3 separate regions of the Homo sapiens genome follow, and regions 1 and 2 are each linked to region 3. The links are chromatin contacts, found by Hi-C or POLR2A ChIA-PET in ENCODE. All regions are on one chromosome and are shown on one strand. Each heading gives the region's core, a stretch centred on a gene start or an enhancer-like site at or near the end of the contact. The rest is flanking DNA. Distances are from core to core; before and after follow the strand shown. Region 1 has its middle 28 kb from the start of FGF1. Region 2 has its middle 180 kb from the start of FGF1. Region 3 has its middle 95 kb from the start of SPRY4-IT1.

What was found. Hi-C counts contacts between places; a loop is a spot of excess contacts on that map. ChIA-PET counts read pairs that join two places held with the same protein, here RNA polymerase II (POLR2A). Pooled maps may share reads with other maps.
Region 1: a pooled map shows a loop between it and region 3 (4-fold over the local background). The contact joins two enhancer-like sites. A Hi-C loop is called at or near these places in 4 of 50 pooled maps. POLR2A ChIA-PET finds 5 or more read pairs at or near these places in 2 of 52 experiments (H1 and activated CD4-positive, alpha-beta T cell).
Region 2: a pooled map shows a loop between it and region 3 (1.9-fold over the local background). The contact joins two enhancer-like sites. A Hi-C loop is called at or near these places in 3 of 50 pooled maps. POLR2A ChIA-PET finds 5 or more read pairs at or near these places in 3 of 52 experiments (GM12878, H1 and activated T-cell).

Annotation. Positions count from the first base shown.
Region 1 is chr5:142,711,523-142,715,768 of GRCh38, forward strand. No RefSeq gene overlaps it. Among named protein-coding and RNA genes, the nearest start is that of FGF1, 28 kb to the left of the region's middle. RefSeq lists a silencer at 1,680-1,879. Within about 2 kb of position 1,974, at least 36 of the 41 ENCODE cell types and tissues checked have a DNase peak (open chromatin) inside an H3K27ac peak, as active enhancers do.
Region 2 is chr5:142,504,869-142,509,132 of GRCh38, forward strand. No RefSeq gene overlaps it. Among named protein-coding and RNA genes, the nearest start is that of FGF1, 180 kb to the right of the region's middle. Within about 2 kb of position 2,728, at least 5 of the 41 ENCODE cell types and tissues checked have a DNase peak (open chromatin) inside an H3K27ac peak, as active enhancers do.
Region 3 is chr5:142,221,291-142,225,931 of GRCh38, forward strand. No RefSeq gene overlaps it. Among named protein-coding and RNA genes, the nearest start is that of SPRY4-IT1, 95 kb to the right of the region's middle. RefSeq lists an enhancer at 2,141-2,190. Within about 2 kb of position 2,506, at least 3 of the 41 ENCODE cell types and tissues checked have a DNase peak (open chromatin) inside an H3K27ac peak, as active enhancers do.

The DNA of each region.
Region 1 (4,246 bases), core at 724-3,223, 490 kb after region 3:
CCCCTTGAGGCGTTCATCCAGACGGTTTTGGAGAAATCTGTTCCTGTATGTTAGTTATTGAAAAACAACAAACAATCATAAAAACAAGTTGACCTTTTTGTGTTCCTTGAGTCCAGTCATGAAGGGCCCTCGTGACTGGGCCTCATGCCAAATAAGTCGTTACAAAAAGAACTAGGGTCCCATACCACGCCAAAGCTTCATGAGACCTCTCCTCATCTGTGCATGGATGAGCGGTCAACTCTGGAGCCCAGGCTGTTGCTTCCCTGTCTGGTGATGAATCCTCTATAGTCTGGTAAGTGTAGTGGCCGACTCTGGAGCCCAGGCTGTTGCTTCTGGTCTGGTGATGAATCCTCCATCGTCTGGTGAGTGTGTGTGTATATATATATAGTCTATATTGATGGGAGAAGTGGGGTGAAAGTTGGCATGCCCTTGCCATTAACTTCTAGCCTCCCAGTAGTCCAGGCTATATATATATATCTTCTCCCTTTTCCCCTTCCCATTGCAATTTGCTTGTATCATTTGCTTATTATATCTGCATTGCCATTTACATGGGATAAAGGTTGTTTACCCTTGAAGGTATTGCATGTGTGTCTTTTCTTTTCCCTTTGTGCATCTCCCTCATAGAAAAGAGTAACCGCCCCCATGATTCAATTGCCTACCACTGGGTCCCTCCCACAACACGTGGGGATTATAGGAACTACAATTCAAGATGAGATTTGGGTGGGGACACAGCCAAACCATATCAACAGCCCAGCAGCTACTTCAGTCCTCCTTAATTTATCTCTTGAATTCTCCCAAACCCAGCTCATCCCTGGCTTGTTTCTCTTATTCTTTCTCTCGCCTTCTGATCCATTCTGCTTTCGTTAGTATGTAACTCCCTGCCTTCTCTTAGGTAGACCCATCAACCCATCCTACCCATGGTACTGCACAATTCAGAATCCTTTCCCAAATTTTCCCTTATTATGCACAAGAAATACTCCAGGGCCAGGTGCAATGGCTCACGCCTGTAATCCCAGAACTTTGGAAGGCTGAGGCAGGAGGATCGCTTGAGCCCAAGAGTTCAAGGCTGTAGTTAGTGATGTTGGTGCCACTGCACTCCAGCCTAGGCAACACAACAAGACACTATCTCAATTAAAAGAAAAAAAAAGAAAAAAGAAAAAGAAATACTCCAGAACTTGGCTAGTGAAGACTAATTCCTCCTTCACAGGAAGGAAGTGGGGGCAGGGGAAAATGATGCTGTAAATACTCTAAAATATGTATTTTTTCCTGTCCCATCAGCTATGCCATCTGGGATGGGGTGACGCCTGGATGAGATGTCATTTTAAAGGACATTTCTGGGACATGCTGGCATCAAGGCAAGTTTTCAGGTGGCTGCCATTTCCTTGTCATTTACCTTCTATGGACAGGACAGAGTCTCCACCCAAACCACCACCCTCCCACAAAAGCGGGAAGGAGAAGCCAGAAGGGAGAGAAATCAGACTTTTCCTGATTTGTCTAATAATAGAAAGTTGGCAGAGCACGTCACAGAATAGAAAGTATTTGATAAAAACAGCATCTGTTCAGCTTGGGACTCGAGCCGGAGCTGCATGGAAATTTAATTTATTCCTTCCTCGAGTATTCCCATTAGAGTATCACAATTCTGTCTTTCTCATTAATGAGAGAAGTTGAAAACGTTGCTTCCTGTGACCAAAATGGCTTTCTTTCCCACGGGCTGATGGCAGAGGAGGCGACAGCGCAGCTGAGCGAGCGGCCAGCAGGGGGCGCGGCCCTGCCGTCCTCACACCCACCCCGGACACGGAGACGCGGGGCGAGCGGGGCGCCCCTTACACAGCCTGCGAGGGGAGACCCAGGAGGTTTTCCAAACAAGAGGCTTTGCTGACTCTAGGGGCCTAAGAATAACCACTGTGTAGTATCCTGACTGCCGGCGGCCTCAGTAAAAGTGGTAGACAGAGGCTTCCCTGTCGCTCAAGGAGCTCCCAGGGCTTTCTAGGCTTCCCGTTCTCCTCCTGTTTCCCAGGACCCACCAGAGTGCCCCCTGCAGGTCAGGACGGGAACCGACACCTGGCCTTTGTCAAAACGCATTCCAGCGCCCAGTGAATTACTGTCCTCACGCCTGTCACCTCTCCATCTCCGGCTCCTCGCTGCTCTGGCTCCTTAAAGTCCTGCTCTGGGCAAAGTGGCCTTAACAGGAAATCAAAGCTGAGTCAAACTAATAATAGTTTGGCTATTGATCAGGCAGCCCCTTTAAATCACCCGGTGTTTTGTTTAATTGCAGAAAAATACACATAACATAAAATTTTCCATTTTAAATGTACAGTTAGTTTAGTGGTGTTAAGTGCATTCACATTCTTGTGCAACCATCCCCACCATCCATTTCCGGGGCTCTTTTCATCCTCCCAGGCTTAAACTCCACACTCATTAGACAAAAACTCCCCATTCCTCTTCCCCCAGACCTGGAAGCCACCATTCTGCTTTCTGCCTCTGAATTTGACTACTCTATGTACCTCTTATAAATGGGATCATATTGTATTTGTCCTTCTGTGGCTGGCTTGGTTCACTTAGCATAGTGTCCTCAAGGTTTACCCATGTTGTAGTGTGTGTCAGAATTGCCTTCCTTTTAGGGGTGAATAATATTCCACTGTATGTATATACCACATTTTATTTGTCCATTCATCTGTCAATGGCCACCAGGATTGCTTTCACCTTTTTGGCCATTGTGAATAATGTTGCAATGAGCATGGGTGTCCTTTTCGAGATTGTTTTGACCTGTTGGTATTTTAACAGGACTCTTTAGGAAGGTAATCCCAATGGAATAGTTCAAGGTCCGAAGAAAGCTGATGGGAACTATTTTAGGAAGAAACAGATTTAATGTCCCTTGCACCAAACCATATCACCTACATAGGGGGCTGCCCTAGGATATATGTTCTGATATCATGCATTTTGTATTTCCTCACTGAAAAGGATAAGAAGTTGTGCCCAGTGGAGGGAAAATGTTTCTGACTCAAACAACTTCCAAGCCACTTGGCTCTCGGAATCTTTGATAGCCGTAGATTGTTAGGCAGTGACAGTGGGAAGCCAGAGAGTGATGCAGACACGAGCAGGCTTTGGTGTCAGACCCGGCGAACATTTCTCCTGACATGAGCTTCAAATATCTTCATGAGCGGATTCTTTGGGGGTCCTTGCTGATTCAGCTTCTATCCGCCCCTCTATGCTTTCCTGTGCCTTCAGCTCTTAGTTTTTCCCCCATCAGCATTGCAATATGCTCAAGAAGTTAACAAAACAAATTAACACAGAGAAAGCACAACCCTCCCTTAAGCCCTGCCTCCCTTCAGTTCCCATCCTTCCTGTCTCTCTCCTGCTGTGGCCTGTAGCCTGTCTTCTTGAAGGAATCATTTTCACTTGCCACTTCCATATCCCCACTCCCATTCACTCTTGAACCCGGTGCTCTCCTGGCACTGGATTCTGAGGGTTTCTGATGTGACATCTTGGTTCAAGCTTCTGATGGGAAGTCAGCCCCCTGTTCAAGTCAAAAGCCCTGCATCCTGAGAAGTCCTGGCACCTTGCTTCAGAGACAGTTCCTAGAATACCAGAAGATATATATATATATGTGTATATATATGTGTATATATATACACACACACACATATATATGTATACATATATGTGTATACATATATGTGTATACATATATACACATATATATGTGTGTGTGTGTATATATATATATACACATAAATATATACATATATATATACACACACACACACATATATATACTTCCTCATCAAAAGAAGGCCTAACAAGAACTTTTGTAAATCATCTTTCCTGGCAATGGAGTATAGAGGTTAGGGGACCAACTGTATCATCATCCACAGCTTGATATGACCCCCAGCTCTGCCAGTTGCTAGCTGGGTGACTTTGGGCAAGTTACTTAAGTTCTCTGCACCTTCTTACCCTGCCTCTAACATGACGATCGCCCCAGCACCTACCTCATAGGCCTATTAGGATAAATAAATAATGCATGTCAAGAGCTGAGCACAGGGCATGGCTCACAGGAAGCATTTCATAAGGGTTAACTCGTGACTACTTTTTATTGGCATAATACTTAAAGGTTGACCTTAGTAATTAAGTCTATCTTGATTTTCATACCTGTAAAATTTGAGTGAACAAATGTGGTAAGACTAAAGGGTTTACTGCAAATTTTCTAGAGAATAATTGGTTCCCTAAGTGATCAGAAACATTTGCT
Region 2 (4,264 bases), core at 1,478-3,977, 280 kb after region 3:
TCCCAAAATGCTGGGATTACAGGCATGAGCCACCACGCCTGGCCCGCCTTTAGGTTGTTTTGTAGAAAGTTTCAATGCCAAGACCTACAATAGGTAAGATTTTCTGTAAACCCAAAATTCCCTTTATAAATTGGAGGGAACACATACCGAACCCCTGTCCCATCCCTTGTTTCTGCTGAAAAACTGCATGTTCTTGTTTTACGGGATCTTCCTGGGTGTGTTTCAATAGAACAGATTCAAGAGTCCACCCACTGGTCATTCACTGAAGTTAGAAAGGTTGGTATTGATGACAGATCACAGAGATGACCAACTAAGGCAGTTAAAAAATGATTGCAGAGGCTGGGCGCGGTGGCTCACACCTATAATCCCAGCACTTTGGGAGGCCGAGGTGGGCGGATCACCTGAGGTCCGGAGTTTGAGACCAGCCTGACCAACATGGAGAAACCCCATCTCTACTAAAAATACAAAATTAGCCAGGTATGGTGGCACATGCCTGTAATTCCATCTACTCCGGAGGCTGAGGCAGGAGAATGGCTTGAACCCAGGAGGCGGAGGCTGCTGTGAGCCGAGATCGCGCCATTGCACTCCAGCCTGGGCAACAAGAGCGAAATTCCATCTAAAAAAAAAAAATTGCAGAACTCAAGACCTGTGAAGTCTCTGATTTAGCCTGAGTCACTAAAAATGGCAGCCTCAGTCTTTGGAGGGTTTTCTTATTGTTTGTATCAGCTGCTGAGGATATTCCGAGAAATCACTTTACATCAATCAAGAGAATAGAAAGAGGGTGAAAATGTCTCCCTGAAAAAGGCATTTCTCCAGCCCACCCCACCCTGGCCCAAATATTTGATGACTCTCAGAGCCAAGATAATCTGTTGGTAGATTTCAAGCTAACCTGATGTGGTCCACAGTGAGCAGTATTGAGGTTGAATGATTTCCTGTCTCTTTTTCAATTTTCATCTTCAGCCTTGGCACAAGCACCTGAAAACCCATGGAAACTATTGTACAGTGCTAATGCTTTTCAAAATTTTTGAGTTTTTTGTTTGTTTGTTTTCTTGATCCAACATCCTAATCCTGTAGGCAGGGTCTGGAGGCGGGGGTACAGACACATATTGAATACCACCGTGGGACACAGTTTGAAGACCAGTGTGATAGGTTGCTGTAACCCAAATCCAAATGATCAGAAATATGATAACAGCTGACTGTAGGACCAAAGGGTTCTATCCCAAGGTGAACTTGCTGTACAGCTTGACTGATGGCATGCACAGTTTTTCACCTCATAGAAAATAAGTTGTGTCTTGCCAAGCAGTAGAATTTGTTAATGGTTATCAGACAGAGTTTCCTTCTGGTGCATTCCCCCCTTAAGGTGAGTCAGCGGAGCTGAAACCACATTGTTGGCCTCTCCCAAACCTTCCATGGTGGGGACTGTGTGCTTCCCTTTTCTTTGGAGATCTTTTCCCCTGTTCATCTGTAGAACTAAAATACATGCAAAACTTGCACAAGGAATTTGTTTCATTCTCCTTTGAAAGCTTCTGGTGGTTGAAAAGATGCAGGGAAGGAGGATGTTGAAGGGTCAAGGATGCTGTTGTGGAAAAGAGAAACAGACCATGAACCTGGGAAAGGACAGCGAAGGAATCCTGAACCATGCAATGCTGGAGGAGAGCAGGAGGAAGGGTCCTGCTCTCTTTCCTACTGGGATGTCACAGAAAGATGAAAATCAACTGGGAAACCTCAGGAAGGAGTTCCCCTTCAGAGAAGGAAATTGCTTCTCAGCTCACAGAGGCACTGATAAAATACATCAGTGTCTATTCAAAACACAGCTGAATTTCTAGTCTGCATTGCCTGAAGCCAGATATTGGGGGCAATAGGTGGTCCAGAATGTAATTCAGAGCCACTATGTTTACTTTTACATGGAATGTGTTAATGTGAAGAAAGGATGAGCAAAATCATCTCATGACCATCCAAAAGCTATTGCTGCTTCTCTCTGCCTGTGGTCCCCTTTGAGTGAATCATAATCGTGGCAGGCTCAGGAGAAACCCCTACCCATGAGGGAGAAGTCCCTGGCCGAGTGGTGCATCTCTCCTGCCAGCAGTTAACTTACAATTCAAATGGTTACACCCTTGGCACAGAGTCAAGCAGACTGCCTTCTTATTCACATTGAGTGAGGATGGCTACGCTCTATATGTCACAATCAAATAACTCAATAAGGATGATGGATGGAACAAATAATTATTGACAAACTTAATACATGTGTTTACGTATTCCTCCCAAAAGAAATAGCCTATGAGAATGATAGGTTCTGCTTGTGATCATTAGCGTATAGTTTAATTTCCTCAAATATATTTATCTTAGAAGTTCTACATTTCATAAAAGAAAACCGAACACATCTTTTTATGAACTGATGTGAGCATTTGGAGTTACAGGAACACTTTTACATATGTGAGCGTTTCTTGCTACGGCCATTTTCAGTGTGAGCTGTGTCTTGTGTATCTTTCACAAAGAACACAGTGCCTGAGGTGAAAATTGTAATGGATGGAGGGAGAGAGAAAGAAGGAAGGGAAGTTTCCATCATTAACAAGAGACAGAAGAGTGTTTTTTAGACTCTAGAGGGCATGTGAATCCCCAACAGAGCTACTTCAGAAAGGTAGATTCTCGAGCCCCACTCCCAAGAAATTTTGATTCAGCGATGGATATTGTCAACAAGTTCCCCCGGTTTTTCCGATACAGGTAGCCCGCAGGCCTCACACTGAAAAATGTTGTCATAGGAACTGTGACTATGACTAATCAGTTTTACCCTGTGGAGCATGAAGGTGGGTGTATTAGTCTCTGTCAATGTTTTCCAGAGTTATAGTCGCCTCTCTCTATAGAGAAGGAGAGTTGTTTACAGAATTATGCAGACTGCTGGTGAGGGGACAAACCGATTCACCATTTCTGCTTTCAGCCGGACTCAGAGTTGTAGTTGCTGAAATGTCAGTATCTATTATTCCTCAGGGACCTGATGACTACAGAGCTGACGACTACAGACCTGACATTTTCCTTTTCTCGAGGTTCTTAGCTTTCTTTCAGATTCAAGCCAACCACGCCACATGACTTTCTTGAGGGAACAAGAAAATCTAGTATATCATAAATATTAACTTTTCAGAAGTCTCCACTGCCAGAGCGTGTTAGGCAGCTTATTCAAGGTGCCGATGTTATTGTGCTATCTGCCCCATGCTCAGCTCTTTTCTGTAATTCATATTTCTTCCAAAGTGGACTCTGCCACTGACTGACTGGATTCCTTTCCAGACGTTTCGATCTCCTTCCTGTCTGACATTTCTTGGCTCTCAACCCCCCACATCAAGTTGTATGTGGCCGCTGTCGTACAGCTAGATTAGATGATGTTTACTTTGTTCTGCAGGAGTGTTTGTCAGGGTTTTATGTAAGATTAAAGAAATCTCCGTAAGTTAAGACACCGTGCGCCGGGCTGCCTTCCATGCACTGGCCTTTGGCAGTCGCAAAAGATCTTTTACCCTGTACCATCTTTGGCTGCTTGACCGAAGCAAATGCCTATTGCTTTTGGCTTTTTTATGTTTGTTGCTGTTAGAGAACTCAGCAGAAACCTCCAGATAAACGCTTTAGTTGTCCAGGTAGGAAACCAAAGTGGACCCTGGGCAGTTTTATTTGGAGACCTCTTCTGCTTTTGTGATTGTGTGTGTGCTGGTGGTACTGGAATACAGGTCTCTGGGTTGGAGAGCTTGTGTTCCGGATGCTGGCAATTTGATGTGAATGTGCTAGGGGAAGTCTGTATAGATTATCTTATTGGAAAGGCCAGATGGCAGCAAGCTCTAGAGTTCTAAGTCCCACTTTGCTCAAAGGTGCCTGAGGAATAGCAGCCTACTGACAGCTTGAAGTATGGTGCACTGGATAATTGGCTTCCTCATTTAGTAATTTGTCTGCTTTCTTTCCTCTTCCTCTGCTTCCTCTCTTCTTGTAAACTGATAGCCTCCTGCCTCTTCAATAGACTGATAAAGAGTCCCTGAGCAGCAGCTAAAGGGAGGGGGTGGCCAGAGCCCCAGGTGGAGAGAGTCATTTGGAAAACTGACACAGAAAATTACCATCCTTCTTTTCTGCTTTTCCTCTGCTTCGGTATCTCGATTTTAGTCTCTCCCTTTCATTTTCCTGTTATCTTCCATCACTGTCCCTTGCCACTTCATCTTATATATATATTTTTCTTTTATGGAAAAGAAAATTTCTTTGCTATTTTGTCTCTTTCTTTCTACTTTTTTCATCT
Region 3 (4,641 bases), core at 1,256-3,755:
CCTGTGAATCCCCTGGAGCTGCTTCCCAGCTGTTTGACCTTGTGAAATGGCCTAACTTCTCCCAACTTCCATTTCCTCATCTGTATAAAAGCAGGGACAATACTTCCTTTATTAAGCAAATATCTTCTGTCTGCCTACCGTATGCTTGACCCTGTGCAAATGAACAAGACAAACAGGAGACAGGATCTCTGCCGCCCTGGAGCTTATATTCCAGGAGGGAGACAAACAAGAAATACATCAACTATAAACAAACAAGATAATTTTGGATCATGCTAAGTGTTAGTCAAAAGCCGAAAGGGAGTGGGGAACATGGGACGGACAGGGAACTCCTCTCTGAGGACGTAGCCTCTGAACAGAGTCCTGGAAGCTGAGAAGTCAGTTCTGGAAATGGAGGAAGAGTGCTCCAGGCGCAGGGAACAGCAAGTGCAAAGGCCTTGAGATGGGAATGGGCTTGACGCGCTTGCAAAACAGGCAGTGGCCTGAAAATATAAAATGTGGTGAGCAAGCGGAGAAGTGGTTTGAGCAGAGGTGGGAGAAGTAGGCCAGAAACAGATCACACAGGGCTTTGGAGGCTATGCTGAGGGGTTTGGAAGGCTTTCGAGGGTAAGTTAAGCAGGAGAATGACATGATTAGGTATGTATTTGAAAAGATCACCACCATGAATTTTCTGAGCCTCATTTTCCCCCTCTGTTAAAAATGAGCATAATAATACATATCTCACAGGATTATAGAGGATTAAAAGACTTGAAAGTTAAAGCAACAAGCAAATTGATGAACATATATGCCCGAGGTGCACAACAAATGCCAGGACCATGATGTGAAGACTTTTTAGGAGCTCTGAAGAGATCTGCTTAGGAGTGAGGATGGTTCCTAAAGAGTTAATCAAACCTGTCTTGGGAAAAGCAATCCCATGCTGCTAATATAATGGTAAAGGATGCAATTCAGGCTGTTTATTTTTTAGAGATTCAGTGCTCCTATTAAGCAATCACTCTGTTTATGTCACTGCTAATTGAAGTAAATTGCTTTCTGCAATCAAATCGGGAAGTTCCCCCTTCCGATCACGAAAGGGACTTGGACTCTGGTTCCTGATTTCCAGTATTTAGTCTGACTTGAGATTTGCCCTGTAATTAATTGCATACATTCCACTGATTTCCTTAAACAAGCAGTTGGTTTGCCGTTGGGTCGGCAAGGGATGCGTTGATTTTGAAATTGCCCCTGGGATAGGAAGTGTTCCGCCTCCCTTCTCTCGCAACCCCAGCCACAGCAGCCTTCTGGCTGATGGAGCTGGTGGGGAGTGGGCCTCACAGCAGATGTGAGAGGTGGAAGTGAGCAGCAGGTGTGACCGCTGTGGTCCAGAATCCTCTTGGTGCCCCCGCCCAGTGGAGAATTCTAGTGCATTAGAACCAAAGCCCGTGAATCAGGCTGGAGGAATTCCGGGCCATGGGCACAGGCTTCCTCGCACCAATCATCAGCTCTATTTTCACTTCTCTGAGAGGCATGGGAGGAAGTGAGGGGAGGTGGGCAAAGAGCAACACTGCATCTGAATAAGCACCCTAAGAGCCCCGATCCTCTCCACGGCCCAGTCGCTGCCACCCACCCCACACCCCACCCCCAGCTCTCCGTCGTGTGCATAGGCCTGGAGGATGTTCAGGAAGGTGTGAAGGGGTACCCCAAGGAGGTGGGAGTAAAGAGTTTTAAGGCCTGTGGCCCAGCCCCAGGGAGGAGCACTCCAGCGCCTGCTCCTGGTCTTGGGGAGCAAGAGCAGGGGATGAGGAGGAGTATTTGATGCTGGACACAGCTGTTAGGTTAGGTTGCCAGGTCACTGAGAAAACAGACAGTGTCCGCCCCATCCTTCATCCTTGACGCTGAAAAGAAAAAAAAGGGCCTCAGGATTTAGTTGAAGGTGAAGACGTTGGGTGCTTTACCTTGAAGTGTGGAGAGCATCTCTTTATGGATTAATCCTGTGACCCTGCAGAAAGTGGTCTTCAAGGCCCAGCTCAGTGGCTGCCTCCCACATGAAGTCCTGTCTGATGCACTCCCCAGGAGTCTCCCTCTCACAATTCCCTTGGACTGTGTGCCTCTGGGGCAGTGCCACACCTGTCCTGCCCCGCAGTGGGCTCTATATTTGAGTTTCCTCATCCACCGACAAAGCACCTGGCGTGAGTGAGATTCTGCTAGGCTGGGGATTCTCAGGTGAGCTGAAGTCCGGAGTTCAAGACCAGCCTGGTGAAACCCTGTTTCTATTAAAAATACAAAAATCAGTGGGGCGTGGTGGCACGTGCCTGTAACCCCAGCTACTCGAGAGGCTGAGGCAGAATTGCTTGAACCCAGGAGGCGGAGGTTGCAGTGAGCCAAGATCACGCCACTGCACTCCAGCCTGGGTGACAGAGTGAGACTCCATCTCAAAAAAAGAAAAAAAAAGACTCAGTTGAGATACAACCCCTACCTTCAAAGAGCTACCAGAGCCGCAGAAGAGTTAGGTAAGTAACAGGAAGTTAATTAAAGAAGTAGCATTGGCTGGGTGCCAATGGTGACTCATGCCTGTAATCTCAGCACTTTGGGAGGCCGAGATGGGCGGATCCCTTGAGACCAGGAGTTTGAGACTAGCCTGGGCAACATGGGGAAACCCCATCTCTACCAAAACTACAAAGACTAGCTGGGTGTGGTGGTGTGCACCTGTAATCCTAGCTACTTAAGAGTCTGAGGTAGGAGGATTGCTTGAGTCTGGCAGGTTGAGGCTGCAGTGATCGCACACTTACCATGAGCCAGGCACTGTACTGAATGTTTTATATGCATTGACTTATCAAACCCCACTATATCCATACAAGGGAGAGACTCAGTATATTGAGTTTGCCGATGATGAAATTGAGGCTAAGCCACTTTGGAAAACAGGGAGGCAATTTCTTAAAGAGTTAGACAACCCATACTTTTTCTTCCCCATACAGCTCAGCAATTTCACTGCTATGTATAGACCCAAGAGAATTGAAAACATATATCCACACAAAAACATCTATACAAATATTACATAACAGTAATATTTATAATAGCCCCAAACTGGAAACAATTCAAATGTCTATCAACTGATGAGTGGATAAATAAAATGTGGTTAATTTATACAATGAAATATTATTTGACAATAAAAAGGGAAGAAGTACCAGTATATGCTACAGTGTGGATAAACCTCAAAAACATTATGCTATGTGAAAGAAGCCAGACATAAAAGGCCACATATTGTATGATTCCATTTATAGGAAGTGCCCGGAAATGCCAAATCTATGGAGACAGAAAGTAGATTGATTAGTGGCTGCCAGGGAGTGAGGATGGGATGAGGACGAACTGAATGGGCACCAGGGATTTTACTGGGGTATTAGAAATGTTCTAAACTGAATTGTGGTGATGTTTGCACAACTCAGTAATATCTACTAAAAATTATGACATCGTGGCCGGGCGCAGTGGCTCACGCCTGTAATCCCAGCACTTTGGGAGACAGAGGCGGACGGATCACCTGAAGTCAGGAGTTCAAGACCAGCCTGTCCAACATGGCGAAACCCTGTCTCTACTAAAAATGCAAAAATTAGCTGGATGTGGTGGCAGGTGCCTGTAATTCCAGCTACTTGGGAGGCTGAGGCAGGAGAATCTCTTGAACCCGGGAGGCAGAGGTTGCAGTGAGCTGAGATCATGCCATTACACTCCAGCCTGGGTGACAGAGTGAGACTCTGTGTCAAAAAAACAAAACAAAAAAAATGAGGCTAAGTAAGATGGAGCAACTTGTCTGAAGTGATTAGCTGTTAAGTGATGAAGCCAGAATTCAAACCCAGGCAGGAGTGCAGTGGCACAATCATGGCTCACCCTAACCTCGAACTCCCGGGCTCAAGCAATCCTCCCGCCTCAGCCTCCTGAGTGGTTGAGACTGTAGGTGTGCATCACCATGCCCAGTTACATTTGTTTTTACTTTTTGTAGAGATAGGGTCTTACTATGTTGTCCAGGCTGGTCTCCAACTCCTTGGCTCCAGTGATCCTCCCACCTCGGCCTCCCAGAGTACCGAGATTACAGTCAGAGCCATGGAGCCTGGCTCAGAGACCGCATTCTTAACCACTGTGCAACATTGCTTCCCTGAGGTAGCTTATCTCAGCCCAGCAGGGGCATGCTCACATAGGCTTGGGATGAGGCTGGCTTTCTTGGGATATCTCTGGGAAAAGTAACGCTTGAGTTGTGTCTGCAAGTCTTGCGTGCAAGTTCTCCTCCACCAAGAAGGCTTCTGGGTTCCCATCTTTAACCCTCCCTACCTTTTAAGAGCTGGATCTTATTGAGTAAACAGAAGAGTGAATGCCTACAGAAAGCAGGTGACACCAGCCGTCTTCCCACCATGATGAAAATCCATAATCTGGTGACTAATGTGGCCTCTGGAGAGGTGCTTAGCTGGAAACAGGCCTCACACTAGGGCTCTGGCCCCACTGAGGTCCAGGGCTGATTCCCACAGGCAGAGATGTCCTCTGCCCCTCTTTAGGCTGGAAAGAGGATAAACTTCCTTCTTTGGGCCTTTTGGGAATTCTTGGCTTTCTGGGGGCTTCTTCCAGGGGCACATTTGAATTAGGGCCAGGAAGGCAGAAGGAAACAAGCACTTTAAAAAGCATTTTCCA